Linked DNA regions of Homo sapiens: all the other regions are linked to region 1. The links are chromatin loops, found by intact Hi-C in ENCODE. Cell type or tissue: natural killer cell. All regions are shown on one strand.

Region 1 (8,000 bases):
TATAACTAATGGGCAGAGTGAGGGGGTCAGTGATTAGGAAATTACTAAGAGGAGATATCAAGAGTAGAGTTCTTGCAAAATGAACTTAACAGGCTTCTCGTTGAAGGGAGGCCAAGGACTTACACATCAAAAGTAGGGGATGAGAAATTTCATAGATATTGGGGATGTGGGATTCTCTCTAAACTAGCTTAGCAGGATTCTTGCTAAAGCTGGGCTGTATAGGCCCATCAAGAATGGGGGCCAAGGTGGAGGCCTGGTTAAAAAGAGGACTTAGGGCCTGACTGAAGTTTGGTCAAGGAGAGAGCCTTTGTCAAACTACACCATGAAGCCTCCTTAATAGTCATGGATATGTGGTGTTCAACCCAATATCCACTTAGAAATCAGGTGATAAATAGTCACGAGCCTGTTTTCATTAGCTCAACTTGAAGAAAATGTAAGATCCTAAAGATGTCAAACTTTCAGCAGAACTCACCAGTCTAATCCATAAAAATCACGTCGCCCATCGCTCCTTTCCTCACTACACAAAATTAGCAATTTACAAAGGAAATAGTTGGCAGTTGTCTTCATAGATGAAGTCAATGTAGTCTTATTCCTTTGCCAAAAGGCAGAGAAACCAATTCCTGGTGTCTGGTTTCCCTGGGGCTATAAGGCCAGTTCACGTAGGACCACTGGGAAAGACAAGCTTTGGCATCACCACAGATTTTTAACAAGGCGCTATACTACTTTTAAAAAAGATTTAAGTAATTTTTTCAAGAGCTTTGGCTTTTGCTATTTTTACTGACATTTTGAAAGTAGCAGTGCTTACAACATTTTAAGTCTAGATGTCTCTATGGAAACCCAAGATAACTCATATTTTATGACCAAATGACAACCTACCTAGAGTGTTTATCCCATTGGATCACCATAGGTCATCTGCAGTATCAGAAACATCTTAGGTCTATTTTCCAAAACCCTATCTTATCAGGCATAATGAAATTTATATAATTATTACTTTTGCTGAGGAGGAAATTAGGAAGGAAAGAATTTATTTCTCAGGCTTAATTTTGATGCTTATTAAGATATCACTATTTAAAACATTCTTATTAGAAAAATTTTTTTTATCAATTTTGGCAGACAGTAAAAGAGGAAGAATGCAATCAAATAATTTAATAGTTGCTTTGAAATTTATGTCATTAATTTTCCTCCTCTCCTTTCCATCAGTGTCAAATACATTTTCTGTTTAAAATGTAACAGCTCCTCTTCCCACAGACTGCTTATTCATTGCAACAGAGAAAAAAGGTAACTATATAGTGAAGGAATAGGACAACACCTTGACCAGATGACCAAAATTGACATCACCTTGGTGTGACGGCCTTTGTGTGCCTCCAGATGTGATATCCTGTGAGGAACTTAACATCAACCAGCACCTGAATCTAATCACAAGAAAATATCAAATAAATTTAAAACAAGGACCATTCTATTATTTAAAAAAAGAAGAAGAAAACAGAAAGGAGGCAAAATGACTGTATTATTTAAAAATGTCAATGTCATAAAAGACAAAGAAAGCCAGTGAAAATGTTCTAGACTAAAAGAAGCTAAAGGCAGACCGGTGCAGTGGCTCACGTCTATAATCCCAGTGCTTTGGGAGGCCAAGGAAGGAGGATTGCTTCAGCCTAGGAGTTCAAGACCAGCCTGGGCAACATAGTGAGACCTTGTCTCTACAAAAAAAAAAAAAAAAAAAAATTAGGTGTGGTGACATGAGTCTGTGGTCCCAGCTACTCAGGAGGCTGAGGAGGAAGGATTGCTTGAGCCAGGTTGAGGCTGCAGTGAGCTGTGATCATGCCACTGGACGACAGAGTGAGACCTATCTCAAAAAAAAAAAAAAAAAAGAAAAAGCTGGATTCAAGACAAGTAAATGTAATGCTGGACCCTAGACTGGACCTGGGATTATAGGGTAGTGGGAGAACTTCTTTACAGGACATTATTGGGTCAGCTGACAAAACTGTAATACAAATGATAGATTCAAGTATATCAATGTTAAATTTACTTAAGTCAATAACTATACTGAAGCATTTCGGGGTAAAGGGCCATGGTGTGTTGTGTTTGTGTGTGTGTGTGTGTGTGTGTGTGTGTGTGTGTGTGTGTGTGTATTTTATATATATATACTTTTCCCAGTAAAAAGTTTAAAGAAAAATTAAGAGTTCTTGCCTACACTGAAGCTCTTGGCCATCTATTTTCTCTCCATGATACTCCAAATACAACACAGGAAGAGATGGTTGTGCCAAGTAACAAGAAAGCACAAAGATATTTTAACATGATCTTTTATCAGTGATTGAAGCCTACCAAAGCATTACATACCACCCATTCTCCACAGTTTGTTGCAAAGACCAGCAAACACTGGATAACTCTAGCAGCTTCTAAATGTAATCATTTCCCCCTAATTTCTCTCAACAGGGCAGTGATTCTAAAACCTTTTTGTATCTCACCACTTTCAGAACTATTTTGTACACAAAACAAGTCTTTCAGCTGGTGTCTTGGACAGGCACTATCAGTATCAATCAATGGAATTCAAGCTGTTGAACTAGGACATCTTAATATTTTAACCCGTGTCTAAGTAGCTGGGGAATGTGGTACTCAGGAAGCTGAATGACCTCAACATATATCCATAATTCCTCACTGTCACTTGGAAATTGCTAGCAGAATTCCATAGAGCTAATGTCTATGACACCCTCAGTGGTCCTGCCCTCCAATCTGCAGTATGCCATATTAATGATTTTCTCCCAAAGCGATGGAGGGAACTGTGCCCCAGTCCAAACATTTAGGACAGATTTTCGATAGGTTAATTACTGAAGAGGGAACCAAAAAGATGGTAAACCACAATTAAATTGTTCAGCTATGCTTCAGAATCAGGAAACACTACTTATCCATCATTCTCCAAAACAGCAAAGACGGAACATATGTATATTGTTAAGTCTTTTCTATCCTTCCCTGTCTATCACTTTATTATTTCCTTCATTCTTTTAGTAGCGACAGTCTCTGGGCTAGAATGCTCATATACTATTTTCGGCTTTGGCTTTTTGTCCTAGATAGTCTTCTTATTCACTTTTCCCCAAATTTCAATCAGTAATTTCATTTAGCAAATGTTTACCAAGAACCTACTGGACATAAGATGCTCAGCCAGACTTACTGGGTGGTACTCTAGAGAGGCAAAACTCCAGGTTGGTTGTCCTACAAATAATCCCCAAGAAAATGATATGAACACAATAAATGCAATGAAATCTGCTTGCAGGAAAGCATAAGAAGCCAGAAATGAATTACGACCAACTGCAAAAAGGAACAAACTAGTAGAAGCACTAAAATTCAATGAGAAGATAATTTTTAAAGTGGATGAAATTGAAGGTGCATGTAACATTATCACAGATTTAAAATCATGCATATTCTCCATAAAACTTTTCAAATGCAGTTAAACACACACACACACACACACACACACACACACACACACAAAACCAAGCAATTATAAGTCCTCTGAAGCATGTAACTGTGATTAGCTGCTACTCTCAGCAATATAAAAATACTTTCACCACAATTACATTCCAGCCTGTAATGTAATTCAAAACAAACAAGTCAGAGACATCGCTCAAATGACAGAACCAACAAATACAGATGCTTTGCATCAAGGAAATGAATCTACTGAAGAAATGCAACTGAGGAGCAGCAGCCCCTCCAGGGCCTGGAGCTGAGCTTCTGGTGGAACGGCGAGGCCCCCTTCTGGGCAGAGGCACACAGTGCGCCCAGAGGGCTGTGCAAAGCTGCCCTGTAGTCATGGAGGTGAACTGGGGACTTCCTGCTGTGGATACCCTTTCCAGTGTTGTGTTCAAAATTTTACATTTTAGATTTTAAATTTATTATATGGATTATAAAAGAAATAACCATTTGTTTCAGATTAAATTGATCATTCTATTTTTCAGTCAGCATTCTCACCACCAAATGGCACCTATCCCCTTTACCCTGTGTTCCTTTTGCTTTTTGCCATAACTCTTATTGTCCTCCAATAAACTGTGTAATCTATCATATCCATCTCCCCTTGCTAGAATATAAGCTCCATGAGGGTGGGATAATTTGGTTTTTTGCTCAATAACAATTGTCCCATTTATGTCTTTATCTTTTAAGACTATTCATCTTCAAATAAGACATAAATAAGGTTTTATTATAGCAATATGCTATAATTTTTAAGTGACAACTCAAGCACTTGTTTTAAAAGTATGCATTTTTTCTAAATGCTTTATAAAAGCAAAGTCTTTTCTAAGGACCATATAATTATGGTCTCTATATACACAACTTATATACAATTTAGAGAGAAGTCACAGCCCCCAGTGCCCTGGAAGAACATCGTAGCTGCAAAAAATGAAGAATCTGATTCTGAAATGCCAGTCCTGGAGAAGGTGTTCTCAGGGTGGCAAACTGCAGTCCAAACACACTCCAGGTCCCTGGGTCTGGCCACACATTCTCTAAGAAGTCAGCACTTGCCTGGACTGGGCACTTGTGGCTAGAAGGGTATGCACTACTTGCTAATTTCTAAAACCTCAAACCTTAATTTTCCCCCATCTTAAAATGGGAATCAGCTTCTGGAAAAGCTAATAACTGTTTACAATTGTCAGACTTCTAAAAAGTGCTAATTTGTTCCCTTAACAGAGCAAATGATGAGAGACACCATTTTCCTGCAGATTAAAAACAATATATAAACATATGATTCAACGATGTCAACAGCTTTCAGTCTATGAATCTTGTCCAGGTCACTTTGGGTCACTTGGTTCTTTCATCAGAACATGTTCAAGATTTCTGACATTCCTTTTTCCGAACTTTCGATTTTGGTGCTGTGAAAAGAATAGAAAAGAAAAAGAAAATGAAGAGGTAAGCTCATAGCAGATTCTCTTTGTATGGATTTAAGGGAAGGACATTATCCACAACAGAAAACTGACCATTTGGATTTTCTTGTTTGTAGAAGGTCTTTAACATTTCCACTGCTTCCTCAGCCCGATATCCAGGGATACACTGATGGAATGAGAAAGTTGAGAATAAACATAGGCCTATGAAAATGTGTGCTGTATCCCATAAAAACAACATATATATACATGATTATGTAAACAGATTTCAGATGTTAATAAACTTTGGGGATATTAGTAACATGGGTAAGGAGGTACACTTCCAAAAGATGTTTGATATATCATCTTTTTCATTACTCCCAATCAACTGTTATTAGGCATCACTCCCAATCAACTGTTATTCATCCATTAACTATTATAGAAGTTACCAGCTTTGTGATCTTGGGTTAGGCACTTAAACTCTCCATGCCTTATTTATACAATGCTGGCAATAATAGCACTTACTTCAGGGGATTTTGTGAGGATTAAGTGAGATAATACCTGTTAAATACCAGGCACATCATAAGTGCTCATTAAGCATTAGTTATTTTTATCTGCTCCTATTTACTAGTGGTCCATTAAGCATTCCATGCTATAGAGCTAGGGTTGGCAAATTATACTTGGTGGACCAAATCTGTTCCATAGCTGAGAACTGTGAGCTAAGAATGGTTTTTATATCTTAAAAGCTTTGTTAAAGAAAAAAAAAGACTAGGTGACAGAGATGTAAGCGGCTCACAAAGGGTGAAATATTTACTAGTTAACCCTTTGCAGAAAAAGTTTATCAACCCTTGCTACAGAGGATTTTAAAAAATAAAATACAGCTTGTTCTATCTTTAGCATCTAACTGGGGAAAAGAAATCATAACATGTGAAAGAATAAATAAGAAATTGTGCTAACAGTAAGGAGTGTTATATGAAATATTACCTGAAGAACATGAAACTTGAACTTGCCTTAGAGATAGAGAATATTTAAAGAGGCTAAGCAGAGCATTTCAGGGAAAGGGCAAGAAGAAGCCTGGGTTGTGTGTGAGGAAATCAGCTGACAGAGGAGGAGACTATTAAGGAAGCATAAGGAAAGAAAGACAAAAAATTGGGGTAAAAATATGTACGGCTTTGAAAGCTTGTCAGAAGAGTTTGGACTTAAAACCAAGCACCCTTCTGAAGTGCATGAAGTGACACAATGAGCATCTGGAAGGAAGGAGCCAGAAAGCATAGGCACAGAGGACAGGAGGACCAGCTACTGTGAGATGCTGTTCAGAACGAACCTCCCATTCTCCTGTGTCTTCAGTCTGCCCTTGCCTGGGCCTCCGACACCTGCATAAACCTTCGCCATAACAAATAACCTTCCATCCACCCTGTCCCGTCAAAGGCTGACACCCTGCTCCTGCCTTCACTCCTCAGTGGCCTCATCTTCACTGGCTTGAGTTCCCAGCACTTCACTGAGTCTGCCCTCTCAGAAATCCCCAGGTCCCTACTGACCAAAACACTTGCCTCCTTTCAGATTCCTCAACTCTGCAGTCCTGGAGGCAACTGGCCACACCTGCTCTGTCTGACCGCTCTTGCCTCCCTTGGCTTCTCAGCATTTTACCATCCTAACCACTGCCAGCCAGTCCCGTCACAGCTGCCCCCTGCTTCCTGCTGTGTTAAGTGCTGGAGCTCCCCAGAGGTCCCCCTCCACTCCACTCGCACACTCAGAGCCCTCTCCTCTTACGTGGGATGAGAGCAGTGGTTCTCAACCATTGCTGCTCAGGAGAACCAGTTGGAACTCTCTGGAAACACAGCACTGTTGGCCCCCTGCCTTCTGATTCAGATGGTCTGGGGCAGGGACTGAGCAGAGTCAGGCACAGAAGCCTCCAGGTGATTCTAACGGGCAGTCCGGGATGAGAACTGCTGAGTTACAGGCCTCGAAGGAAACTGCACCGCCCTAACACACCAATATAATATATTATTTACATTTTCAAGTATCCATTATAGCAACAAATTTGTGGTGTTAATAAAAAGCAAACATTCATAATAATTTTTTTTTTTGAGACAGTCTCACTCTGTCGCCCAGGCTGGAGTGCAGTGGCGCAATCTCGGCTCACTCACTGCGAGCTCTGCCTCCCGGGTTCAGGCCATTCTCCTGCCTCGGCCTCCCAAGTAGCTGGGATCACAGGCGCCCGCCACCATGCCCGGCTAATTTTTTGTATTTTTAGTAGAGACGGGGTTTCACCATGTTAGCCAGGATGGTCTCGATCTCCTGACCTCATGATCTGCCCGCCTTGGCCTCCCAAAGTGCTGGGATTACAGGCATGAGCCACTGCACCCAGCCATAAAACAAAAATTTTAAAAAACAGAGCAGGTGTTATAATTAATCACCATCTTCTTTGAAAAGAATAGTTCTGTAGGCCTCTAGAAATTTTAATGCTGCTTATAATACAGCATGAAAAGAATCTGCAATTCTGCAGTAAGAAACAGTATCCCACCTCCCAATCACCTGCTGCCTCCTAAGCCCAGACGAATTAAAAAAAAAGAATACCCAGCATTCAGAGCCTGGGCCACCACTGTTCTCCTTAGAATCTAAAAGCACCTTTAAAAAAACCATAATTTGGCATTCAGCCTGGAGATATGGCTGCAAGCCACAGGCATTGATTTGCAGCTGAGCCGATGTGGCTAGGTATATACACTGCAAATGAACTTGTTTTGGTTCTGCTGCATCGACTACAAAGATGTGTGAGAAAGGACTGTGTTTGTGCCCTCATGTCACTGACATGTTGGAGAGAAATATTCCACCCATGTATGACATCAAAAGACTCATCTTTGTTCTGCCCAGAAACTGAAAAATTATTTAGATCATTCTCATAAAGGAAATATGGAGTCAGCAATTCATTTGCAAAGAGTTATGTAAGCAAAATTTGAGCTACTAACAGAAGTGATTGGAAAAATCAAATCACTTTCTAAATGTCTTTAATGATCAAACCAATTGTATCCTTTACTCTCCATCATTGCATTACAATTTCTTTTCTGATGTAATGTTAAACAGCATTTATTCTCAAATGCACAGAAGTTGATAGGAAAGCTAATGTTGAGCTAGAAAACTCAAGAACGTTTTAAAAAC
Region 2 (8,000 bases), 400 kb before region 1:
TGCAGTCATTATAGGCATTGTCCAATGATCAAGACCGTTGGCATTGGAGCTAAAATAAGAATGGAGAAGTATTACAGTGGAGAATCGAATCCATCAATCACATTAACAGTAAATTGCACACTAATCCTTTATCTATTATTTACAGTATCAATAAGTGTATCCTGTCTAGACTACAGAGTACTTAAACTCAAAGGTGTCAATAATAACAAAGAATAACATTATTAAATAATAAGCATCAATTAAAAATTAAAATGAATAGAATATAAGAAAAAGCACCCTATAGATTGTGTTTATAAACCTAGCCTATTTTGTGAAACTGTTATAGGAATTATGATTTATGCTAGCTGATAAATCTGATTTTGACAATTGGGTAAACAAAAAAACTAAGATTTTTAAAATTAAATTTTTTTTGCTGGAAGAAGGATCCCTATATGAATAAAATTTTAAATTTACATAATCAATGTTTTAGTATTTCCAAATGTTTTATGTGGTTTTCAAATTTGTATCTTATCAGGGTCATGTCAAATAAAAAGAGCTAAAGTAAATGGTTTATCTTGACCAAATTTAACAATCATGACTTCTATAGCTGCAAACAAAGCTTATCCGTTACCAAATGCAGTGTAGAATTTAACTTATATTTAGATAAAGTCAGGAAATGGCCTCTAAATGGTCCTCAATTTTCTTTCATTTAGACAAAAACTGAGTTTCCCCCTTTTGCTGAGTTGTTCAGTTAAAAGACTGTTTCATTTGGAGAGTGTGACTGATGGCTCCCTGTGAGAATGGGCAGGGCAGAGCCAGGCCTGACCGGAGAGGGAGCCACTCTGTCCCCTAGGAAGCTGACTCAGGTTCCAAGGCTTATGACCTGGGCTTTGGCCCATGGGCATTTACTCAGAGAAAATTTGTAGAGTACAATCACAGTTGTTGAGTATAATCATGATGGCCCCTGACCAGTCATTCATTTCATATAGGAACTACTTGGCATGTGTTTCAGAGGACTGGGCTGAGAGTGGAGATCCATGACATGATACCAGTGATCATGTGGGTCCTAAGGACAGGTGGTGCAGGTGTCCATGGCGAAACAAGGCCTTAGCTGGTAGACTGGATTTCCAGGACAGGATCCTAATACCCACCAGGAAATCTGTCTGGAAGAAAAACAAGCTCCTAGGTTTCTGAGAGGAAAACCAGATAGGTTATTTAACAAAGATCTTAAATTAGATTACTGCAGAAGCTCAACTTTAGAATCAGTGGCACATAGCAAGGTTGAGCTTATAGACAAGACCACCTTCTTTTAAGAGCCTGACACTGAAGGATGCGTGACTAGGGTGTGAGCATAGGAGTCAAATTCAGCAGGAGACATTGATCCTAGATCAGATTAAAAGCAAAGGGGTCTTAGCCTCAGAAAAGTAGCTGCTGGAACAGAGTACATGGAAGGCCTGTAATTTGGGACTGACTGGCTAACTTGGTAGCTTTTAGTATGGGGTCAAACCTAATGGGACTTGATATTAAGAATGGGACTTGATACTGAGGCTTCTGCCTGGGGGATTAGCACAGTTTAAATATGGCCTGACACAGGGGTGGAGTTGCTCTTGTATATGGGATGTCAGGAGTCCCAGCTGTGAGGAACTGGGAATTATACAGACTGAAATCAGAAGACATGATGACTAAATGTAATGTCACACACCCTGAATTGGATCCTGGGGCAGAAAGAGGTTATTAGGTAAAAAGTAAAAATATTTGAATAACGTTTGGTCTTTAGTTAATTAAAATATGTCAATAACCATTCACTAGTTGTTAAAAATGAATCATAGAGATGTGGTATGTTAACAATAACAGAAACTGGGTACAGGTTATATAGCCACCTTCTGTACTATCATCACGACTTTTTTTTGTAAATCTGAAACTATTCAAAAGTAAAAGTTTTTTTTTTTTTTTTAAATCAGGCACCTTATTATCTTCCTCTTCTTTTTTGTTTTCTCATGGAGAAAATAGCATTTCCATTTCATTTTATCTGAGTGCTTTAGTATCTTTCCAGTAATATGTTTTATGTTTTTTTGTCTCTGTCATATATAAAAATGAGCCCATTTTGCTTACATACTACAATGTCTTAGTCTAGTCAGGCTGCTATAACAAAAATGCCATAAACTGAGTGATTTCTATGCAATAGGAATTTATTTCTCATAGTTCAGAAGGCCAGGAAGCTCAAGAACAAGGTGCCAGCAGATTTGCTACCAGGTGAGGGCCCACTCTGGTTCACAGAAGGCATCTTTTCCACCCTCACTTGGTGGAAGGGGTAAGGGGTCTTTCTTGGACCTCTTGTAAAAGGCACAACCTATTCATGAGGGTTCCATCTTCATGATCTAATCATTTCCCAAAGGTCTCACCTCCTAATACTGTCACATAAGAGAAGTTTTCAACTATTGAATTTCGAGGCACAAACACTCAGATCATAGCATAACAAAAATTGTTCAATAACAAAAAATAACATGTACTATGACTTCAGGTATGATATTAATTGAAGAAATGATTTCATAAATGTGAATAAAGCATATTTTTAAAATAGTGTTTAAAAACAGAATAAATTTACTTTCAAGTCAATAAAGGTTACTTTTTAAATTAATGCTTGACATCATTTTAAATTTAATTTATCCCCTTACTTCCTTCTTTCATCTCTCTCTCTCTACCTGTTGCATTTTGTTAAAAATCTACAATTATATTTGATAGTTATAAAAAGCTTAGAGTTGTCATACCTTTGACACCATCTACTTCAATTCTATCTTTTGATAAGGAAATGGAGGTTCAGGATTTTGATAAGCTACCCAAAATGAGCTATGCAATTCTATTTATTAATAAATAGCAAAACTGGGCCTAGATCCAGTAGTCTACCAGTATTAGTCGGTTTTCATGCTGCTGATAAAGACATACCCAAGACTGGGCAATTTACTAAAGAAAGAGGTTTATTGGACTTAACAGTTCCATGTGACTGGGGAGGTCTCACATCATGGTGGAAAGCAAGGAGGAGTAAGTCACATTTTATGTGGATGGCAGCAGACAAAGAGACCTTGTGCAGGGAAACTCCCAGTTTTAAAACCATCAGATCTCGTGGGACCCATTCACTATCACAAGAAAAGCACGGGAAAGACCAGCCCCCATGATTCCATCATCTTCCACTGGGTCCCTCACACAACACATGGGAATTATGGGAGCTACAAGATGAGATTTGGGTGGGGACACAGAGCCAATCCACATGACTACCTCCTAACAAAAAGCACATTTTAATGCACAGTCTTGCCTTCACTCTATAAAAATTACTTTGTTTCTAGAGTTATTCTTGAAATTTCCCTTCCTATAAAGACAAAGACAAGTTTGTGTCAATGGCTATTTGCTTGGACTTTATCATCCATTGTTTCAGCAGGACTGATGTGAATCCTTTTACAGCTTAACTTTATAACCTCTTTAAAAGGAAATGCTGAAAAAAATTCATGATTCTCATACTTAGATAAAAATGCCAGCCAGTTAATAATTTATAAAATAATTTTGCTACTATATGGATTTTCTCCCATCTAGTCCAATTTTCTGAGTTGCATATATGTGCTAAAATTTTAAGAGTGTAAACAGCAAAGTTGTTTTTAAAATTAGCTCTCCAAAGAATTATAAAGCAGTAAAGGAAATGAAATATGTTAGCCTTGAAGGTGATGCTATAAAGATATACAGTTAGTGTAGGAAGAAACATGTTCATTTGTATATTCTGGGCTGTTCTTTATTTTGTGGCTGCAGTCTACTTGCTATGATTTTCCCTGAGGGAATTTCTGTTTCCATTCCAAGTGGTCTGTGTTCCAAAACAGCTACCAAAGTTTATTGCTAATGTTCTTTCCATTCCCTACAATTCAGTGTCTTGCCACATTAAAGAGGTGTTTTCATGTCTTCAGAGCATCTCTTCTGTACCCATCCCATCCCCAAACTACAGCTACCAGGGGCAGTTTCCCTGACAGCAGCTGCTGTCATCTTACGTGGCCTCCAGGGGTGGTTCAAGGAACAATGGAAAGGCATTTAGAAGTGAAAGAAAATAGGGCTTGACAGGTCAGATTACTGTTATGATAGGCCTGGGTTCCTGGATTTGTTGGTTGGGGGCCCTACCTTGCCATAGCTCCTAAGTTTAATTTGGGGCTTGGTGACTCTCTGGCGCCACACTCTGGCATCCTCATCATCGGCAAAACCCTTTGGACTCCATCAAGCAGTGCAGCGCAGATCATCACAGAGAAATGTGTGGAGAAAACAACGTAAAAATCTCTGTGAAATTTATCATATTCCAGAGATATAGGACTAACTTGAGGAATTTTCTTTCAAAATTTGTTTTCTTCAGGTATTTAAAGTCAGAGTTAGGCACAAGTTTGGCTTTGAGTTCCCCAGTTGTACCATATACTTCTTCATTTTCATTTTTTTCTATATACAAACAACATAGGCATCATTGAACAAACTTATTCAAAAGGAATAATGAAATCTCCACCCCATCCTTACACCATGCCTGAGAGAAAACCACTGATCGCAATTGGTCTATATCCTTCCAGTTTTTGGACTATGTTTATGCAAATATGTACACAAATATACTACAAAAAATATATCATACTGTGCGTGTATGTGTAACTTGCACTTGCCTTTTTACTAAACAATATACACTGGGTATCTTTCCATATCAATATACACAGAGTCATTTCATTCTTTTTAATAGCCACATAGTATTCCACTCTATTATACAGAGTTATTATAATCTATTTAACCAGTCCCGCAATGATAGGCATTTGGATTAGTTTCACACTTGTAATAAAAGTGGCATCATTATACATATATAATGATGTATATAATGATACATATATCTGTGATTACTTGGAGAAATATTTTTGCATAATAAATTTCTAGAAGAGAAAGACAAAATATATCAATGTATGCTTCCATCAAGAATGATTAAAGTCCATATTTTTTCCTATTATCATACCTAACAATGTAAATTTGTAATACATTTTGGTCTTTGTTAGTCTAATTTTTTTTTACTTAATTATAAGTGAGTTTGTGTATTTTTTAAGAGCTATCTTTAATGATCATCTGTGTTCTTTGTGAATTCTGTGTTCATATTTGTTGTTTATTTTCTGTAGTGGTGTTTTCCTTTATCTTACAGATTTGTGAAAGATAATTTTAACACATTGGGTATCATTGCAATTTCCCTCATTTTGTCATCTGTCTTTTATCTTGTTTATATAGTCATTTCATTCATTTTTTTCTTTATGGTTTCTACTTATCTGATGTGTTTAGAAAGGTGTTCCTTACATAAAAATTATTTTCCACTGGTACACTTATTATTTTTGTTATTTTTAAAACATTAACCAATCTAGAGACCTTTTAGGATATGGTTCTGAAGTAGGAATACAGATTCATTTCTTCCCAATTGGGTAGGAAAATTTTGTAGCCCATTTATTGAACAATATGTCTTTTCTCCACTAATATGAAATATCACTTTTATTATATAGTAAAGCTCATATATATCAAGGTCTATTTTTTATTATGAATAACTCCTTGACCTATTGATTTTTATCTCTATTAGTGTCAGAGTATTTTAATTGCTGTATTTTATAATATGTTTTAATAAATTACAGATGAGGACTTAATCATTTTCACATTGCTCATAGCATTATAACTTATTTATTACATTCCAAATGAAATTTTAAACTTATTTTTCAAGGTTCTGAAAATGCTTAATTTGGTTTTTAATTGTAATTGCAATAATTTTATTATAACTTACTACTTTATACTCTTCCCTCAATGTAGTTATGTTTCCTCATTTATTTTAGTCTTTCTTTTGTGTTTAACTGAAAATCTTGCATCTTTCTTATTGGATTTATTTCTAGGTATGTTTATTAGCATTACTAATGAGTCTTGTTTCCCACTTCATTTTCTAACTTTTATTGATTTTTGGTATATTAATCTTGTATTAACTGCTTTCTCGTACTTTCTGTTGCTGTAGCAGACAGTTTTCTTGATTTTACTCCAAGGTAGTTATATAATTTTTGGTAAATAATCATACATTTTACAACCAATATATACTTTTTTCCTTTCCTTATATTCTTTTATTGTCCATAAGTTCCAGAATCTTGTTGAATAATAGAAGTATTAATAGAAAGCATTCTCTATTTTTTTTATATTATACTTTAAGTTCTGGGGTACATGTGCACCAAGTGCAGGTTTGTTACGTAGGTATACATGTGCCATGTTGGTGTGCTGCACCCATCAACCCGTCATTTATATTAGGTATTTTTCCTAATGCTATCCCTCCCCCAGTCCCCCACCCACCTACAGGCCCCAGTGTGTGATGAGCCCCTCCCTGTGTCCATGTGTTCTCATTGTTCAATTCCCACTTATGAGTGAGAACATGTGGTGCTTGGTTTTCTGTCCTTGTGATAGTTTGCTGAGAATGATGGTTTCCACTTTCATTCATGTCCCTGTAAAGAACATGAACTCATCTTTTTTATGGCTGCATAGTATTCCATGGTGTATATGTGCCACATTTTCTTTATCCAGTCTATTACTGATGGGCATTTGGGTTGGTTCCAAGTCTTTGCTATTGTGAATAGTGTCACAATAAACATACATGTGCTTGTGTCTCTATAGCAGCATAATTTATAATCCTTTGGGTATATACCCACTAATGGGATTGCTGGGTTAAATGGTATTTCTAGTTCTAGATCCTTGAGGAATCACCACACTGTCTTCCACAACGGTTGAACTAATTTACACTCCCACCAACAGTGTAAAAGCATTCCTATTTCTCCACATCCTCTCCAGCACCTGTTTTTTCCTGACTTTTTAATGATCACTATTCTAACTGGTGAGAGATTGTATCTCATTGTAGTTTTGATTTGCATTTCTCTAATGACCAGTGATGATGAGCATTTTTTCATAAGTCTGTTGGCTGCATAAATGTCTTCTTTTGAGAAGTGTCTGTTCATATCCTTTGCCCACTTTTCGATGGGGTTGTTTTTTTCTTATAAATTTGTTGAAGTTCTTTGCAGATTCTGGATATTAGCCCTTTGTCAGATGGATAGATTGCAAAAATTTTCTCCAATTCTGTAGGTTGCCTGTTCACTCTGCTAAGAGTTTCTTTTGCTGTGCAGAAGCTCTTTAGTATAATTAGATCCCATTTGTCAATTTTGGCTTTTGTTGCCATTGCTTTTGGTGTTTTAGTCATGAAGTCTTTGCCCATGCCTATGTCCTGAATGGTAATGCTTAGGTTTTCTTCTAGGGTTTTTATGGTTTTAGATCTTACATTTAAGTCTTTAATCCACCTTGAGTTAATTTTTGTATATGGTGTAAGGAAGGAATCCAGTTTCAGCTTTCTACATATGGCTAGCCAGTTTTCCCAGCACCATTTATTAAATAGGGAATCCTTTCCCCATTGCTTGTTTTCGTCAGGTTTGTCAAATATCAGATGGTTGTAGATGTGTGGCATTATTTCTGAGGCCTCTGATCTGTTCCATTGGTCTATATAACTGTTTTGGTACCAGTAACACGCTGTTTTGGTTACTGTAGACTTGTAGTACAGTTTGAAGTCAGGTAGTGTGATGCCTCCAGCTTTGTTCTTTTTGCTTAGAATTGTCTTGGCTATGCGGGCCCTTTTTTTTCCCATATGAAATTTAAAGTAGTTTTTTCCAATTCTGTGAAGGAAGTCAGTGGTAGCTTGATGGGGATAGCATTGAAGGTATAAATTACCTTGGGCAGTATGGCCATTTTCACAATATTGATTCTTCCTATCCATAAGCATGAAATGTTCTTGTATTTGTTTGTGTCCTCTTTTATTTCATTGAGCAGTGGTTTGTAGTTCTCCTTCACATCCCTTGTAAGTTGCATTCCTAGGTATTTTATTCTCTTTGTAGCAATTGTGAATGGGAGTTCATTCATTATTTCACTCTCTATTTGCTTGTAATTGGTGTATAGATATACTTGTGATTTTTGCA
Region 3 (8,000 bases), 860 kb before region 1:
AAGATCAAGGCCCCAGCAGATTTGGTGTCTGGTGAGAGCCTGCTTCCTCATAGACAGCTGTCTTCTCCCTCTATTCTCACAGGGAAGAGGGATCTCTCTGGGTTTTTGTTTTTGGTGTTTTTTTTTTGTTTTTTTGTTTTTTTGTTTTTTTTTTTTTGAGATGGAGTCTTGCTTTGTCACCCAGGCTGGAGTGCAGTGGCGTGATCTCAATTCACTACAACCTGCATTTCCCAGGTTCAAACGATTTTCCTATCTCAGCCTCCTGAGTAGCTGGGATTACAGGCATATGCCACCATGCTCGGTTAATTTTTGTATTTTCAGTAGAGACGGGGTTTCACCATGTTGGCCAGAGTGGTCTCAAACTCCTGACCGCAAGAGACCCACCCGCCTCATCCTCCCAAAGTGCTGGGCTTATAGGTGTGAGCCACCGGCCCGGCCTCTGAGGTCTCTTTTATAAGAACACTAACCTCATTTACGAGGGTTCCACCCCCATGATTAGATCTGCCCCATAATCTAATCACCTCCCAAAGGCCAGACGTCCTGATACCATAACCTTGGTGGGCATGAAGATTTTACCATATGAATTTGGGAAGGGGTACAAATATTCAGATTATAGCATGTGCTGTGCTGATTCTGCATTTGATGGATCTGTGGAGTTGATGAGGGGGAGTGGATGTGGAGTGAGAAGGACATGGGGCAGTGGCTCCTCGACACACATGCATACATGCACACACATGCACACTCACACTCCCATCAGCCCCCAGAGGTGTAGTCAGGAATCTTTCAGGGTCTTCTGAGCAGTCTCACACTTGGGACACCAACTAAAAAGTGTCTTGGTGGAAAAAGAGGAAGTCAGTGGGGTAACATTTTCCCGTGGACATACATGTCTTTCTCATTATGTCACTGTCACGGCCCTGAAACTTATCTTAGATGCTACCATTGCAGGCATTTTAATTTTTAATAATCTGTCGTATTTGGCAGCAGCAAGGATAACATGTTGACAAAGAAAGGACTGACTGCATAGTCTCTAATCAACTATTTGGATCACAAAGTAATTATGCAGAAATAAACCCCGGAATGGCCTGGCACAGTGGCTCAAGCCTGTAATCCCAGTACTTCAGGAGGCCGAGGTGGGTGGATCACCTGAGGTCAGGAGTTTGAGACCAGCCTGGCCAACATGGTGAAACCCCATCTCTACTAAAAATACAAAAAATTAGCCAGACGTGGTGGTGGGCACCTGTAACCCCACCTACTCAGGAGGTTGAGGCAGGAGAATCACTTGAACTGGGGAGGTGGAGGTTGCAGTGAGCCAAGATTTTACCATTGCACTCCAGCCTGGGCAACAAGAGCAAAACTCCATCTCCAAAAAAAAAAAAGAAAAGAAAAGATAAATAAATGAATAAATAAATAAACCCCAGGAAACTGGGGAACAACCTAGACGGCAAACACAGTAATGAGAGGTGGAGTGGAGAAACCTAAGGAAGCCACAGATGTACTGTTGAGCTGCCTTGGGTTTGGGGAATTGCAGCCTCCTGGGGGGATGCATAACTCGCTTTTCCTGAAAAACAGCTGGTAACTGCTGTCTCGCCTGCAGGTCGCTCTTGCTATTTTGCCAATCCAGGTATTTCTTTTGGATATTCAGGGGTCTTGCTAATATTTTATATCTGTCCTCTTCCCTTTGGTAATGCTCCCTGCTCTGATCTGATGGAAAACCCTCAGTGAAGATCTGCTCCTGAAGTTCATAGGTTCCTCACCCAGGTCCTCCATTCAAAAACTGGCCAAGGCTCCCAAGGCTTTCTAGGCTTATGGATATTCCTCAAAATTGACACAACACATGCAAAAATGTGCCTACAATGATCTCCTCTACAGGGAGCTCAAGACTTCATTTCTGTCAGGACATTTGGAGAATGGCGGGCTTGATTAAGAATGTGTACAGGGCCAGGTATGGTGGCTCACACCTGTAATCCCAGCACTTTGAGAAGACTAGGCAGGCAGATGGCTTGAGCCCAGGAGTTCAAGATCAGCCTTGGCAACATGGTGAAACCCCCCCTCTACAAAAGAATACAAAAAAGTAAGCCAGGTGTAGTGGCACATGCCTGTAGTCCCAGTTATTCGGGAGGCTGAGATAAAAGGATTGCTTGAGCCTGGGAGGTCGAGGAATCAGTGAGCCATGATTGGGCCACTGCACTCCAGCCTAGGTGACAGAGCAAGACCCTGCCTGAAAAAATAAAATAAAATAAAAGATAAAATAAAATAAAATAAAATAAAATAAAATAAAGAAGATACACAGAAGGGCACATGATGAGGGGACTTAGGAGTGGGTTCTGCAGTGGAAGTGCCCGTGCAACCTTGGATAAATTACTCAAGTCCTTTAAGCTTGGTTTCCTTATTCACAAAATAAGAATCAGAAAATCTATCCTCTTGGATTTCTATATCCTGGTAATTCTGCTTTTCTGGTGAAATACTGATCGATACAATTCCTTATGGGGAGTTGACTTCCCTCACTGAAGTGGGGGGCAGGGTGTCCATTTCCCATGACCCCTTAATTCTCAAACTCGAAGTGTCCTATTCCTTGAGCCATCCCTGGCCACAGGAGCAGAACCTCATGAAGGTGAGTCAGTCGGTCACCTCCCAGTCCCCAGCAGCAGTGATGGACTGAGGGCTGTGCACATTCGCTAAGTTGATCTAGTCAGGGGAATGTCCAGGTCTCTTACTAGATAACATGAGTAAGAGCACACATGGCTCTAGGAGTTCCCCGCAGCCATCTCACTAGCTTGGGTGAAGTTAGTCTGCAGACTGTTGACAACAAATATTTTTGTGTTGTAAAATACTTGAAGAGATTTATTCTGAGCCAAATATAAGTGACCATGTCCCATGACACAGGCCTCAGGAGGTCCTGAGAACATGTGGCCAAGGTGGTCTGGGTGCAGCTTGGTTTTAGGGAGGCATGAGACATCAATCAAATACATTTAAGAAATACATTGGTTTGGTCCAGAAAGGCCAAAGTGGGGGTGGAGCTTTCCAGCTTGTAAGTCGATTTTAAAAAGTGGGGAGTTTCCAGTTTATAGGTAGATTTAAATTTTTTCTGATTGACAATACGTTTATTTATCTAAAGATCTGGGATCAGTAGAAATGAGTGTCTGGGTTAAGATAAAGGATTGTGGAGACCAGAGTTCTTATCTGCAAAGGAAGCCTTCAGGTAGTAGGCTTCAGAAAGAATAAGTTGTAAAATGACTCTTATCACACTTGAATTCCATGTTGATATTAATGCCAGAGAGGTATAACGAGGCATGACCACCCCTACTTCCCATCATGGCCTGAGCTAGTCTTGCAGGTTAAATTTTAAGAGTGCCTTGGCTGAGGACGAAGTCCATTCAGATGGTTGGGGGAACTTAGAATTTTATTTTTGGTATACAGGACAAAGCAGACAGGAGGAGTAAGGCAGAACCAACAGCGGAGAAACACAGTTGCCGCTTTAATGATGGTGTGGGCCTCTGGAACCTGAATCCCCACTTGGCTTTCACTTTAAATGATCTCTTTCTTTAAGAAAAAAGGAGAAAAAAAAAAAAAAGGCCCAGCGCTGTGGCTCACACCTGTAATCCCAGCATTTTGGGAGGCCAAAGCAGGCTGATCACTTGAGGTCAGGAGTACGAGACAGCATGGCCAACCTGGCGCAACCCCGTCTCTACTAAAAATACAAAAATTAGCTGGGCATGGTGGCAGGCGCCTGTAGTCCCAGCTACTCAGGAGTCTGAGGCAGGAGCATCGCTTGAACCCTGGAGGTGGAGGCTCCAGTGAGCCGAGATCACACCACTGCACTCCAGCCTGGGCGACAGAGCAAGTCCCTGTCAAAAAAAAAAGGAAAAGGAAAAGAAAGTTGAATTTTCTGCAATAGGAAGCATTGCCAATGCGCTCATTCCCAGTGGGACTCAGTCCTCTGGGAGTAAACACATAGCTCAGTACCTGATGCTGTGATGGACCCAGGTCCTCACCAGAGACATCTGGTGTCCTTTTAGATGGGTTGGGAGGGGCCATGAAGGAAGGACAAAGATTCTACCAAAGAGGAAAAGATGTTCTGTCTTTTTTTTGAGAGTCCGGCTATGTCTACCATAACAGACCTGGAGGGCATCTTTCCCAGCTTTGTTGGGAGACCTTATAGGAGATAAAGTCTACGAATATACAAATTATAACAAAGACCTGAGATAAGGAAAAAGACACAATTGCCCATTTACATCCTCTGAGCATCTGCATCTGGTCCTATCTCAGATCCCACCTTTGCATCTTCAAAATTCCTAAGCAAAAGATTCTCATTTTTGCTTTAATTAGCTGGAGTTACGTTTCTATCAATTCCAACTTAAAGAGTTCTGATGAACGTGTATCCTTTTCCAGATGGCTTTGTTTAAATGCAAATATATCCCGTAAGATGACTAACATGAGTCCAGGGGTACAGGGACTTGATGACAGAGGTGGCGCAACTGTGCTCCCTGGGACAGCCTCTAGGCGGCGGCCAAATGCATGTGTCTGCAGGCCCCACCCCCACCCCATGCTAAGCAGCTCTACTTCTCTCTCTTCTGTTGTATGGACTGGGCTTCTGCATGAACAGCTGTTTGAAGAAAGGAGTCCACGGTTAAAAGTATTTGAAAACCACTGGCTTGTCAGATTTAACAGAAGAGAGCAGGGCAGGAAGGCAATGGGATGTAGAGAAGTCTTGTTTTCCAAGGCCTAGAAGAACTCTGCGAGAGAGGTCTGGAAAAGATCATGCAGTGCTAGAAATGAACACGAGAGGGCAGCCTAGAGACACTGGCAGCCTTGGCCCTAGTCCCAAAAAGGGAAATTTTCCTCTTTCCAGATGTGACCAACCCCTGGCTTAGACTGCCTGCCTCAGTCATGTTTTTCTTAATTTCATTATTAAGTATTAGTCCTCACTCCCTATCGTGACTGTCTGAATTCAACTATAGTGAGAACAGATACCAGAACATTTTCTGTTGCCGTTGCTGCTAGTCATTATGCCTCTTGGACATTTTGCATAATAGGTCAACTTTCCATGGATGTGTGTTTTGTTTGTTTGTTTGTTTTGTCCTATTTTTATGAAAATGATCATTGTGGAGAGAGACGGGTTATACCTCTGTACCTGTAAGTTGCTCTTTCCAATTTATCCACCAGACTCCGTGTGCTTGCTAAGCCCATCTCCCGCTAGGACCCGTATTAAACGATTAACCACCCTGGGTTTCCTAATAATGGGGAACACAAATTGATCTCTCAGCTGTTTTAACCTAAGATCCAAATACCCACGCTGACTCCAAGGTTTTTGACTTCCTATAAATCCAGGCAACTTTTTTTCCTGGATGTTCTCCACAGCCTTGGAAACTAGAATTCAGCTGGAATGGTTTCTACATAAGTGAATAAAAGTCTGTGAGGTGAACACTAAACTCCCAGTCACCTGGCTCTCCCTGTGTCACAAGGTCTTCTCGCAGAACAAACATTCCTGATCCAACTATTGACAGGAGTACAAGGCTCTCTTCGTTTCCCTTGGCTCCCCAAATCTCCATTAATCATTTCCTCACTGAGACCATTTGCTGAAATGCTCTGTAGCTTCAAAGTTGAATCTATTCTTGCTTCTTAATAGGCCATCTTATTATCTGGCTTTCTTTTCAAAAGCTCTTTATGTTCCTTCTTCTCAAAATCATTTGCACTTTGCCAAATGATACTATTTTGAATAACAGTAAGAGCATTCTAGAAGTAAATTGTGATCTAAAACTGGCTTCATCAAAATAAAACAGATTAAAAACTGTAAATGGGCCTAATTCAAAGGGACCTGAGCCAAGGAGGAGAGGCAAAAGTCAGCTAAACTTCTAGACTGAATTTAAGGAGGACCACCTGCTTCAGTATCACTTGGATTACTGGTTAAAAATGCAAAGTTCTGCACCCAATATCTAACTTTCTAAATCTCTAGCAGTCATCTAGACATGTGCATTTTAAACACCCTCTTCGGGGCAGTGATGCACATTGAAGTTTGAGAGCCTCTGCCCCATAAATAAAATAAACCTATTTTATTTATATGGCCTTTTTCTCAGCCGGATACATCTCCTCACCTTGGAGGCCAAAAACAAGACTTTGAACACTTGTTAGCCTAATACTGCTCCATGACCACAGACTGTGTCCTAGCTGTTCAGAAATCCTATTCAAAAGCCACAAGGGGGACCAAGCAAGAGGGTATGGATGATACATTAACTCAAATCCATCTCTACTATTGAAACGACCATGCCGGAAATATCCCTTCCTGATCATAAGGCACTGGTATCATGAGAAATATCACATCAGTGGATATGCAGGTCAGCATTGCACTATGTGTATAGGGGAGTCTAGAGAGCACCTCTTTCCATTCTTGTAGATTCCAACCAAATTATTCCTCCCTGTAAATTTCTCTGTTCCCAGCATCATTTCAATCTCTTCCCACATCATTATTTTATCCTTAGATACCTGATTTAGATTCATGTATCTATCACTAAATACAGTAGAGGTGCTCTTGAAGAAGTTTATGAAAAGATGGGTTTTTGTGCTTTGTTTTTTGGGAGGTTTTTACTTTCTTTGTATAAATCAAATCAAATTGTTGAATATGTCTTTGCTCATGATTCTATGAAATTTTGAGTTCATAAAGAAAATAAAATTTATCACCAGCAGATAACCTGCATAGCACACAGGACTTTGTTGAAGGGTATTTATTCAGTACAGCCCAGTGAGAGGACTCTTGGTCAGTGGAACTATAAATGCGTTATCCACAGGCAAGGCTATTCCTCTTTCAGTTGAAGGACTCTTTATGAGATCATCTGAATTCCTTTTTAAATTAAGCTCCATGCTCACCAAAGAAACATTCTGATTATGATCTTGCTCCTTACATAACTTAGCAACAGGGAGGAAATGCTGTGAGTTTGCCTCCTGCCTTCTGGAGAAACCTTTTATCTTCATTTCTAGCCAACCACATTATAGTCTTCCTTTGGTTCAGAAAATCTTCCATGGTTTCTTTAATAAAAGTAACATGTAACACTAAATAAAACTTACTTTTTCTGAGCTATGGCTTTAGTTCTCTTTTCTGAGAGTCTGCTTCTGACTCATCAATGGGTATGAATTAGAGTGGCAGAGGGAAAGAGCTAAAGACTGATCAAACCTCCAACCTTACATTTCCCTGAAATTCACAGAAGATGCATAATGAGCTATCACCTTACATATTTTTCACAACTGCTTTTACTCAGAAGTACCAAAATGCAAAGAACTCCTTCTTTCTTACAGGCTGCAGAGCCTCAGAGACCAAATAAACTGTGAGCATTTGAATGACAACTGAAACCTCTTGTGTGCATTTTTATTTATCTAACTCAAGATTTGCTAGAGTTCAAGCAACTATTTAAAGTTCAAAAACCTATGATTAATGTTTAAGTTGCTGATGAGATATTTTTCAGATCCTGATCATTGCTGAGCAATGGCATAACATTAAATGCTGGAGCAGCAAGATTTTACTTTCCAAAGGACTGAGCTTACAGAACATGAGAGGGAGGCAGGAAGAGGGAAAGGGTGGAGGAGTCTGAGGCAGCTGAATGATAAGCAAAGAACTCTTTTGTTCTTTTCACACTACGGAATCAAAGCCATTTCAGTTCACTTCCCACACCTGAGATGTTTGTCACTAAGCCATTTCCTTCTCTCTGAAGTGGGTTTAGACAGTCATTTTGCTGTTGTGAAATTCACATCCCTCTTTTCCCAAACCACATCCATGCCTTTCTCAGTTCACCCTCCCCAGAAACACCTACTCTCAGGCAGGATTGGCAGTTTGCAAGTTTAGAGTCTCATAGAAGAGATAGATGACAAATAAAGCTAGAAAAAAAAACTCTTTTCAAGGAAATTGTAAGACCTCTTGAAATACAAAACCTATTTTTCCAGGTTTCTGATTTTAGCCAGTATGAAGATCAATGGAAGCAAACTGCATTACAATAAATGTTGTCAGTCCCACT
Region 4 (8,000 bases), 950 kb before region 1:
TACTTAACAAGAGATCTACCCTCAACAAATTTTTAGGTATACAATACATAATTGTTGACCACAGGTACTGTGTTGTACAGCAGATCTTTAGAGCTTATGCATCTTGCTGACTGAAGCTTTACTAACTGCCCATTTCCCTCTCCCCATATCTCCCAGAAAACATCATTTGATTCTATGAATTTTACTATTTTAGATAATTCAGATAAGTAGAATCATGCACTATTTGTCTTTCTGTGACTGGCTTATTTCACTTAGCATAATGTCCTCAAGGTTCCTCCATGTTTTCTCATATTGCAGAATTTCCTTTTTTTAAAGGGTGAATAGTATTGCATTGTATGAACATGCATTTTCTTTATACATTCATCTGCCAATGAATATTTACATTGTTTCCACATTTTTGCTATTGTGAATAATGTTGCAATGAATATGGAAGTGGAAACATCTCCTCAAGATCCTGATTTCCATTCTTTTGGATAGAAACCCAGGAGTGGAATTGCTAGATCAAATGGCACTTCTATTTTTAATTCTTTGAGGAACCTCCATAACGTTTCCCATGGTGACTGCACCGTTTTATATTCCCACCAACAGTGTGTGTTTCAATTTCTCCACATCCTTACCAACACTTATTGTCTTTTGGTTTTTAGGTTGTTATAATAGCGATCTTCACAGTTCTGAGCTGATACCTCATTGTAGTTTTGATTAGCATTTCCCTGATGATTAGAGATGGTGAGCATTTTTTTTCCATATAACTGTTGGCTGTATTTATGTCTTTTTTGGCGAAATATCTATTCAAGTTTTTAGCTCAGTTTGAATTGGGTTATTAGTTTTTTCACTCTTGAGTTATAGAAGTTTCTTATATATTTTGGAGATTAAACCCTTATCAGATAAATGGTTTACAAATATTTTATCCCATTTTGTAGGTTGCCTTTTCACTCTGTTGATTGCTTCCTTTGCTGGGTAGGAGCTTTTTAGTTTAATGTAGTTCCACTTGTTAATTTTTGCTTTTGTTGCCTGTGGTTTTGTTGTCATATCCATGAAATCATTGTCAAGATTAAAGTCTTAGCCAGAGCAATTAGGCAAGAAAAAAATAAAAAGGCATCAACATCAGCAACAAAGAAGTAAAAGTGCCCTGGTTTGCAAATGACATGATCTTATATAGAGAAAACCTTGAGGACTCCATAAAAAACTGTCTAATAAATGAATTCAATAAGTTGCAGTATACAAAATCAACATACAAATATCTGACCACGTGCAGTGGCTCATGCCTGTAATCCCAGCACTTTGGGAGGCTGAAGCGGGAGGATCCCTTGAGGCCAGGAGTTCAAGACCAGCCTGGGCCACAAAGCAAAACCCTTTCTCTACAAAATAAACATAAAATATTAGCCAGGCATGGTGACACAGGCCTATAGTCCCAGCTACTCAGGAGGCTGAGGCAAGAGGATTGATGGAGCTTAGGAGTTTGAGGCTGCAGTGAGCTTTGATTGTGCCACTGCACTGAAGCCTTGGCAACAGAGTGAGACCCTGTTTCTAAAAATATAAATAAAAATTAAAAATAAAAAAAAATTAAAAATTATCCTTCCAGTAAGAAATAGCTTATGGTAGAAGAAAAAAAATCAGTTGCTTTTCTGTACATTAACAATGAACCATCTGAAAAGGAAATTACAAAAACAATCCATTTTCATTATCACCAAAAAGAATAAATATCTAGGAATAAACTTAGCTGAGGAGATGAAATGGATGTATACTGAAAACTATAGAACATGAATGAAAGAAGCTAAGACACAAACAAATGGAAAGACAGCCTGCATTAGAAGAGCTACTATTATTGTTAAAATGTCCATACTACCCAAAGCAATCTACCAACTCAGTGTAATCCCTAACAAAATCTAAATGGCATTTTTATAGCAATAGAAAATACAATTTTAAAATTCATGTAGAGCCATAAAAGACCATGAATAGCCAAATCAATCTTGAGAAAGGACAAAACTGGAGGCATCACATTTCCTGATTTCAAAATACAAATCTAGAGTAATCAAAACATTATGGTACTGACATAAAGACGGACATACAGATGAACAAAACAGAATAGAGAACCCAGAAATACACCCACACACCATGGTCAGCTGATCTTCACAAGCATTCCAAGAACATACAACAGGAGAAGGATAGTCTCTTCAACAAATGGAAATTGGAAAACTGGATATCCACATGCAATCAACTGAAATTAAACCCTTATCTTAAACCATACATAAAAATTAACTAAAAATAGATTAAAGGCTTAAAACATAAGACATGAATTTTTAAAACTCCTAGAAGAAAACATAAAGGAAAAGCTTCATGACTTTGTCGTTATATTGACTTAACATATGTAGTCATAACAGTGAAGTTGAATTTTCAGAAACTTCACGCTGAAGCTATCATTGATGTGATTCATTTCAATTTACCCTGGTTTTTTAAGCATCTACTATATGCAATGATCTGGGCACTGCAGGGGATCCACTGCGGAATAGAATCAACCCCACACCTTAATAATGTCATGGTCTAGTGGTGAAAGCAGGTAATGACAATACAAGGTGATTAGAACCATAATATCAAGGAGCTTTGGATATGATATTTGATGGTATTAAGGCATTATTAATTTTGTGATGTGTGATAATAGCATGGTGATTATGTTAAAACAACCCTTATTGATTAAAGACTCAATTCATTTTCTATTGCCACCATAACAAATTACCACAAAACTGACGACTTAGAACAGCACAAATTTATTCTCCTAAAGTTCTGAAAGTCGGAAGTTTGAAAGAAGTCTCATAGGTCTAAAATAAAGACATCCACATGGCTGGTCCTTCTAGAGGCTCCAGGTGTGAATCCATCCTTGGCCACTTCCAGCTCCTGGAAGCTGTGGCCAAGATTCCTTGACTGGTGACCACATCATTCCAGTCTATTTCCATTGCAAGTGTCACATTGCAGGTCTCTGATTTTGGTCTGCCTGCCCCTTCTTCTAAGGATCCTTGCGATTACATGGGTCTCTCCTAAATCACATCTAGGATGATCCCCCATCTTAAAGTCTTTAATCACATCTGCTGATGGGTTATATAAGGTCTCCTCTTCACAGGTACTTTATCTTAGATGGGGGGTGTTGGGAGGACACTTTTTTTTTTTTTTTGAGACGGAGTCTCATTTTGTCGCCAGGCTGGAGTGCAGTGGTGCAATCTCGGCTCACTGCAAACTCTGCCTCCCGGGTTCAAGCGATTCTCCTGTCTCTCAGCCTCCCGAGTAGCTGGGACTACAGGTGTGCGCCACCACGCCCGGCTAATTTTTGTATTTTTAGTAGAGACGGGGTTTCACCACGTTGGCCAGGATGGTCTCGATCTCTTGACCTCGTGATCCTCCCGCCTCGGCCTCCCAAAGTGCTGGGATTACAAGCGTGAGCCACTACGCCCAGCTGGGAGGACACTTTTTGAACAGGAAAGCAGAAATGCTTATCAGATGTAATGGTTTTCGAAGTTATTGCCTTAGAGTTTCTCTAGAACAATCCATATTTTATAGGACACAATTGTAGCCCAGAGGAAAATCTCACTTTGTAGCAACGTATCTTGGCTTCTAAGAAAAAAAAAAAGGCCCACAAGGGTTTATTTTAAAATATGGTGAGGGAAATCTTGCTTTTGAAGAACCAGGCCTATAGCTAGTGGACCTGGCATTTTCCCAGGGTTTCTGGACTCTCACAAGCTCACAGTTCATAAGTTCTCTGAGGAAGGATTTCCACCTCGCCATAGGCCCAGCCGTCTCCCCTTCCCTCTAGCTGAGGACCGGAGTGTCCGCAGGGCGGCGCCCAGCGCCGGGGTTTGGTTCCTTTTACCTCCCGGTGCCTCTGTTCCTTAGCTTCCAGCCTTTCTTCTCCCTGGCTTGCTTGGCTTTCTCAGGTGAGGGTACATATTTCTTTTGTCATTTTGCACAGAAAATGTAAACGTTTCCTACTCTAAAAAGATCACCTTTAAAATTTGCTTATAACAACAATAAGATATTCCCACAATTTTTTTTCTCTAAATGCTATTACTGCAATATAAAAACAAAAAAGGAACAAGTTCCTGAAGGATTTCATTTTCACGGATGCAACTGTAATTATTCATGTGACCAGAAGATGGCAGTACAGCATTAATAACAGTGGCGCATCCCTTAGAACAAAATGGCTTATTCAATTTTTTGGAGCTTGGTAGACCTAGCTACTAAACAAATATTAACGGATCTGCTACTAAGTGCAAGGGTCTTCTGGGTTGCATTAGTTAATAAAAGAGACAAAAGCTGCTCTAATGGAGGGTGCTAAACTAAACTTGCAAGCACAATTAAGAAGAGAGAATTGTCCCAGTCTTGTCTTTTAAAATTTCATCTCACTGCTCCTCATTCATTGAAAGTCACATTTCTGAGAGAAAATATTATAGCAAAAGGAAGGAAGGAAAACAAAATACAACAAAATTCTCTTATAAATGAAGATACTTTAAAAAGGCAAAGTGACTTGCCCAAACACACTGGTAATGATTAGCTCCAAGTCTGTTGACCAATATTTTCTCTATCCGTGGTACCACACTGATTCTCGAAATCACAAATTCAGGGATTAAGAATGCCAGTCCTTGCCCCATCACTGACCCCTTTGTGGGATCTTAAGCAAATTATTTAATTACTTTTATGTAAAAAGTAAGGCATTGGACTAGGTAAGTTCAAGCATTTTTACCAAGGGAATGTTTTTTCCTTTTTTTCTTTTTAAGACTCTTATTCAGAAGTTCAAAACCTAAAATAATAAAGGAAAATGCTAGAGTTGAAAGAGACGTTTTCCTCTTGAGTTTCCTCCTTTCTCCCCTAGAATCTTAGGTTTCCTCAGAGCACAGTTTGTAAACTATCAGACTGGGTGATCTTGTAAACACCTTTCAGCTCTGAATATTCATTATCCCTCAAGTTCATTGAATTAATTGTGAGATAGCAATACCCTCAAAAGTGATTACTGTTTGGTAAAAAACAAAAGCAACAACAACCAAAAAAAAACTAAATCCTGAAGATGATGACAAACTGGAATAGTCAATTGTTAAGAACAAAGAGAAACTGACTTTTAAAGCATTTTCAATATTTTTCAACACGATGCCTCTGAATAATGACATTATCTTCATGCTTTACAGGGCCCTTAAACACACTCAGCCAGGTTTCCGCTGTGAACATCCTCTGGCACATGCTCTCAGAAATGAGAAGGTTGCCTGTGGAGAACGCTGTGGCTCCCCTGCATTTAGGCAACAGACTTTTGGCTGTAGTAAGTGCCAAAAGCCAGAGGTGGTATGGCTTATGCTGCACCATGGTGTATTGGGCCAAAGAGCTCTGGAAAACCGTTCAACCACATGGCCATCAGCAGTGATGGGAAGGGCAACTTAAGGTCAAAGGACTATGGGAGGGTGTCTAAGATGGGCCTTAGAATTAGTCTTCCTGGGTTTGCAACAGAGCTCCAACACTTTTGACAAGTTACTTTGGTTTCTAAATTTTAATTTTGGTTAATAACATTACTTCCTAGGAATGAGAAGACCTCATAGGGCAAATAATAGCAGTGTATGAACACCAAGTAAAAGTTTCTGTTTTCTTTCACAGGATTCCTGCAAATATCTCCAGGCTGGGTTCCTCATCGGTCCTCCACCTTTCAATCCATCCTCCACACAACAGACTGAATGACCTTTAAAAGATATGTCAGATCTCATCGCTGCACTTTTAAACCTTTCAATGACTCTCTCTTGCACTTCCAAGAAAATTCACATTCCTCACACTGACCTACAGCCACTGCATGATCTTCCTTGTCCACTCTCTGACTTTATTTGGCACTCGATGACCATATTCCAGCTGCACTGGCCTTCTGACAGTTCCTGGAATAGCCCAAAACTTTTCCAGTCTTTAGAACTCTTGTGTGTACTTTTTTCCCTTTCCCAGAACACACTGTCATTTCCTAAAGTCTCAGCTAAAATATTTCTCATCAGACAGGTCTTCTCTGACCACCCTGTCTAAAGTATCAACAATAAAGTAAACCTTATTCTTTAGCATAGGGGTTGGAAATGTTTGACCTGTAGGCCAAACTGGCCCACCATGTTGTTTTTATATATAAAGTTTTATTGGAAAACAGCCATGCTTATTCATTTACGTATTAACCATGACTGTTCTGGTGTCACAGTGGCCAAGTTGAATAGTTGCATAGTTGCAAAGCCTTTTATCTGGCCCTTTATAGAAAAAGTTTATCAACCTCTGATCTATCAAGTAAGCATGCACTCCCATTAGCATTTCTTCATTTCTGTTTATTCTCCAGTACCTTCAGGTAGTTGCTTTTTAAATTGTTTAAGTTTTATAGTTGTTTTCTTCAGAGTAAGTCATCCTGTGGAATCTTTTTTCCATTATACCCAGAAGCCAATTCTAGTTATTTTAAAAATTCTGTTCAATAGTTCCAATATCTGAAGCATCTCTAAGTCTTGTTCTATAGTTGATTCATCTATTGAAAGTGGGTCATTTTCTCCTATTTTTAACTTTATATATCTGGTATTTTTTACTGAATGTCTAATATTATGTGTAGAAGAATGATGAAAACTGAGGTAAATAGTATTTACACGTAGTAATAGGTACCAGTTACCATTACTGGTTGTTACTGTGGTAACAATGGTTACCACATTTCTGTCTGCACAAAAGTATGGCGGGCTGTGTCAATGTAGTCAATAGTTATGTGGAGTTTGGTATTTTATGTTGCTTTTGTAACCTGTACAACACAGTCTTCAAAATCCTTGACAGGATATTTCTGTTGCCTTGTGTCTTGTGAGCATCTCGTGCAGGCCTGTGGAAACAAGCCTGCACATAAGTGTGAGCTCACCTTGCATGAGCTTATGGTTATTTTAAGTTGATATGCTAGCTTACACTTGGCTTTTAGTATGTTTTCTAATTTTTAGCTAACTTTCTCTTAGTTTGTTTAATGGCAGCCGCCTTTCTCTCATGTTCTGTCAAAACTGAAATAGTCCTTGGACCCCATCTCTCCTCAAAGATTCTTGTCACCCTTTGGAATCAGTTTGTTTATTTGGCTTACAATCCCAGCTCTCTGATAGGATCAAGAAAAGGTAGAGTTTTATAGATTATCTGCATTTTCTCATAAGTAGAGTGACATTCTTGTGCAGCTTTCTAATCAAAAGCAGAATGCCAGAACCCACATTCTAGAATTTGCCCTCCTTTCAAATGGGCAGAGACGAAAACATAATTTATGCCAGTAAGGTTAAAAAAGCAGCATGGCATTGTAAATTGACAGTTGGTGCTATAGACTGAATGTTCTCCACCCCCACCCCCCTGCCGCCCCAACCAAATTCATATGTTAAGTCTTAATCCTCAGGGTGATGATATTTGGAGGTGGGTCCTTTGGAAGGAGATTAGATCATCAGGGGAGAGCCCTAATGGATGGCATTGGTGCTTTTATGAAAGAGGCCACAGAGGGCTCCCTCCTCCCTCCTGCCATGTGATGACACAGCAAAAAGATGTGACTTATAAAACAGGAAGCCGGCCCTCACCACACACACCAAATCTGCTAATGTCTTGGTCTTGGACTTGCAGCCTCCAGAACTGGGACCATTAAATTTCTGTTGTTTATAAGCCACCCAGTCTATGGTGTTTTTTCATAGCAGCTCAAATGGACTGAGACAATTGGGTAGTAAATTTGTGTAACCAGTCTAAGAAGGATTTTAAAAATATGTAGAAAGGGTCTTACAGTCTGATCGTTTTGACCTAATATTTCTACTTCAAGTGATCTAATCAGAGGTGCTGACAAATATTCTTATAGAAGGATATTCACTACAATATTGTCTATTTATTTTAATTGACAAAAATTGTATATATTATTTATAGCATGTTGTTTTGGAACATGTATACATTGTGAAATGGCTAAATCAAGCTAATTAATATAAACATTATCTCACATAGTTACCTTTTTTGTGGTGAGAATAATTGAT

What was found. Peaks named below come from ENCODE experiments on the same cell type or tissue, not always from the same donor. Only the 100,000 strongest peaks of a DNase experiment are listed, where the experiment ranks them.
Region 2: it touches region 1 in a loop (5-fold over the local background); 17 of 110 quality-filtered maps call a loop at or near these places.
Region 3: a loop joins it to region 1, with 4 times the contacts of the local background. A loop is called at or near these places in 39 of 110 quality-filtered maps.
Region 4: a loop joins it to region 1, with 21 times the contacts of the local background. A loop is called at or near these places in 68 of 110 quality-filtered maps.

Annotation. Positions count from the first base shown.
Region 1 is chr6:143,423,651-143,431,650 of GRCh38, forward strand. It overlaps ADAT2 (adenosine deaminase tRNA specific 2), which reads right to left. Exons shown (of 6, transcript NM_182503.3): 5 at 4,962-5,034; 6 at 1-4,856. The coding sequence ends at 4,813. Among named protein-coding and RNA genes, the nearest start is that of ADAT2, 23 kb to the right of the region's middle. RefSeq lists an enhancer at 3,819-3,888. In natural killer cell, CTCF peaks have their summits at 3,741 (motif pointing left) and 3,944; a DNase peak (open chromatin) is centred at 3,741.
Region 2 is chr6:143,023,067-143,031,066 of GRCh38, forward strand. The region is part of intron 1 of LINC01277 (long intergenic non-protein coding RNA 1277); the gene reads right to left. Among named protein-coding and RNA genes, the nearest start is that of LINC01277, 11 kb to the right of the region's middle. In natural killer cell, a CTCF peak has its summit at 4,170; a DNase peak (open chromatin) is centred at 4,185.
Region 3 is chr6:142,562,210-142,570,209 of GRCh38, forward strand. The region is part of intron 1 of LOC153910 (a long non-coding RNA gene); the gene reads right to left. Among named protein-coding and RNA genes, the nearest start is that of ADGRG6, 260 kb to the left of the region's middle. In natural killer cell, a CTCF peak has its summit at 4,811 (motif pointing right); DNase peaks (open chromatin) are centred at 4,782 and 7,652.
Region 4 is chr6:142,470,781-142,478,780 of GRCh38, forward strand. No RefSeq gene overlaps it. Among named protein-coding and RNA genes, the nearest start is that of ADGRG6, 170 kb to the left of the region's middle. In natural killer cell, CTCF peaks have their summits at 4,162 (motif pointing right) and 4,366; a DNase peak (open chromatin) is centred at 4,161; H3K27me3 peaks cover 177 bases.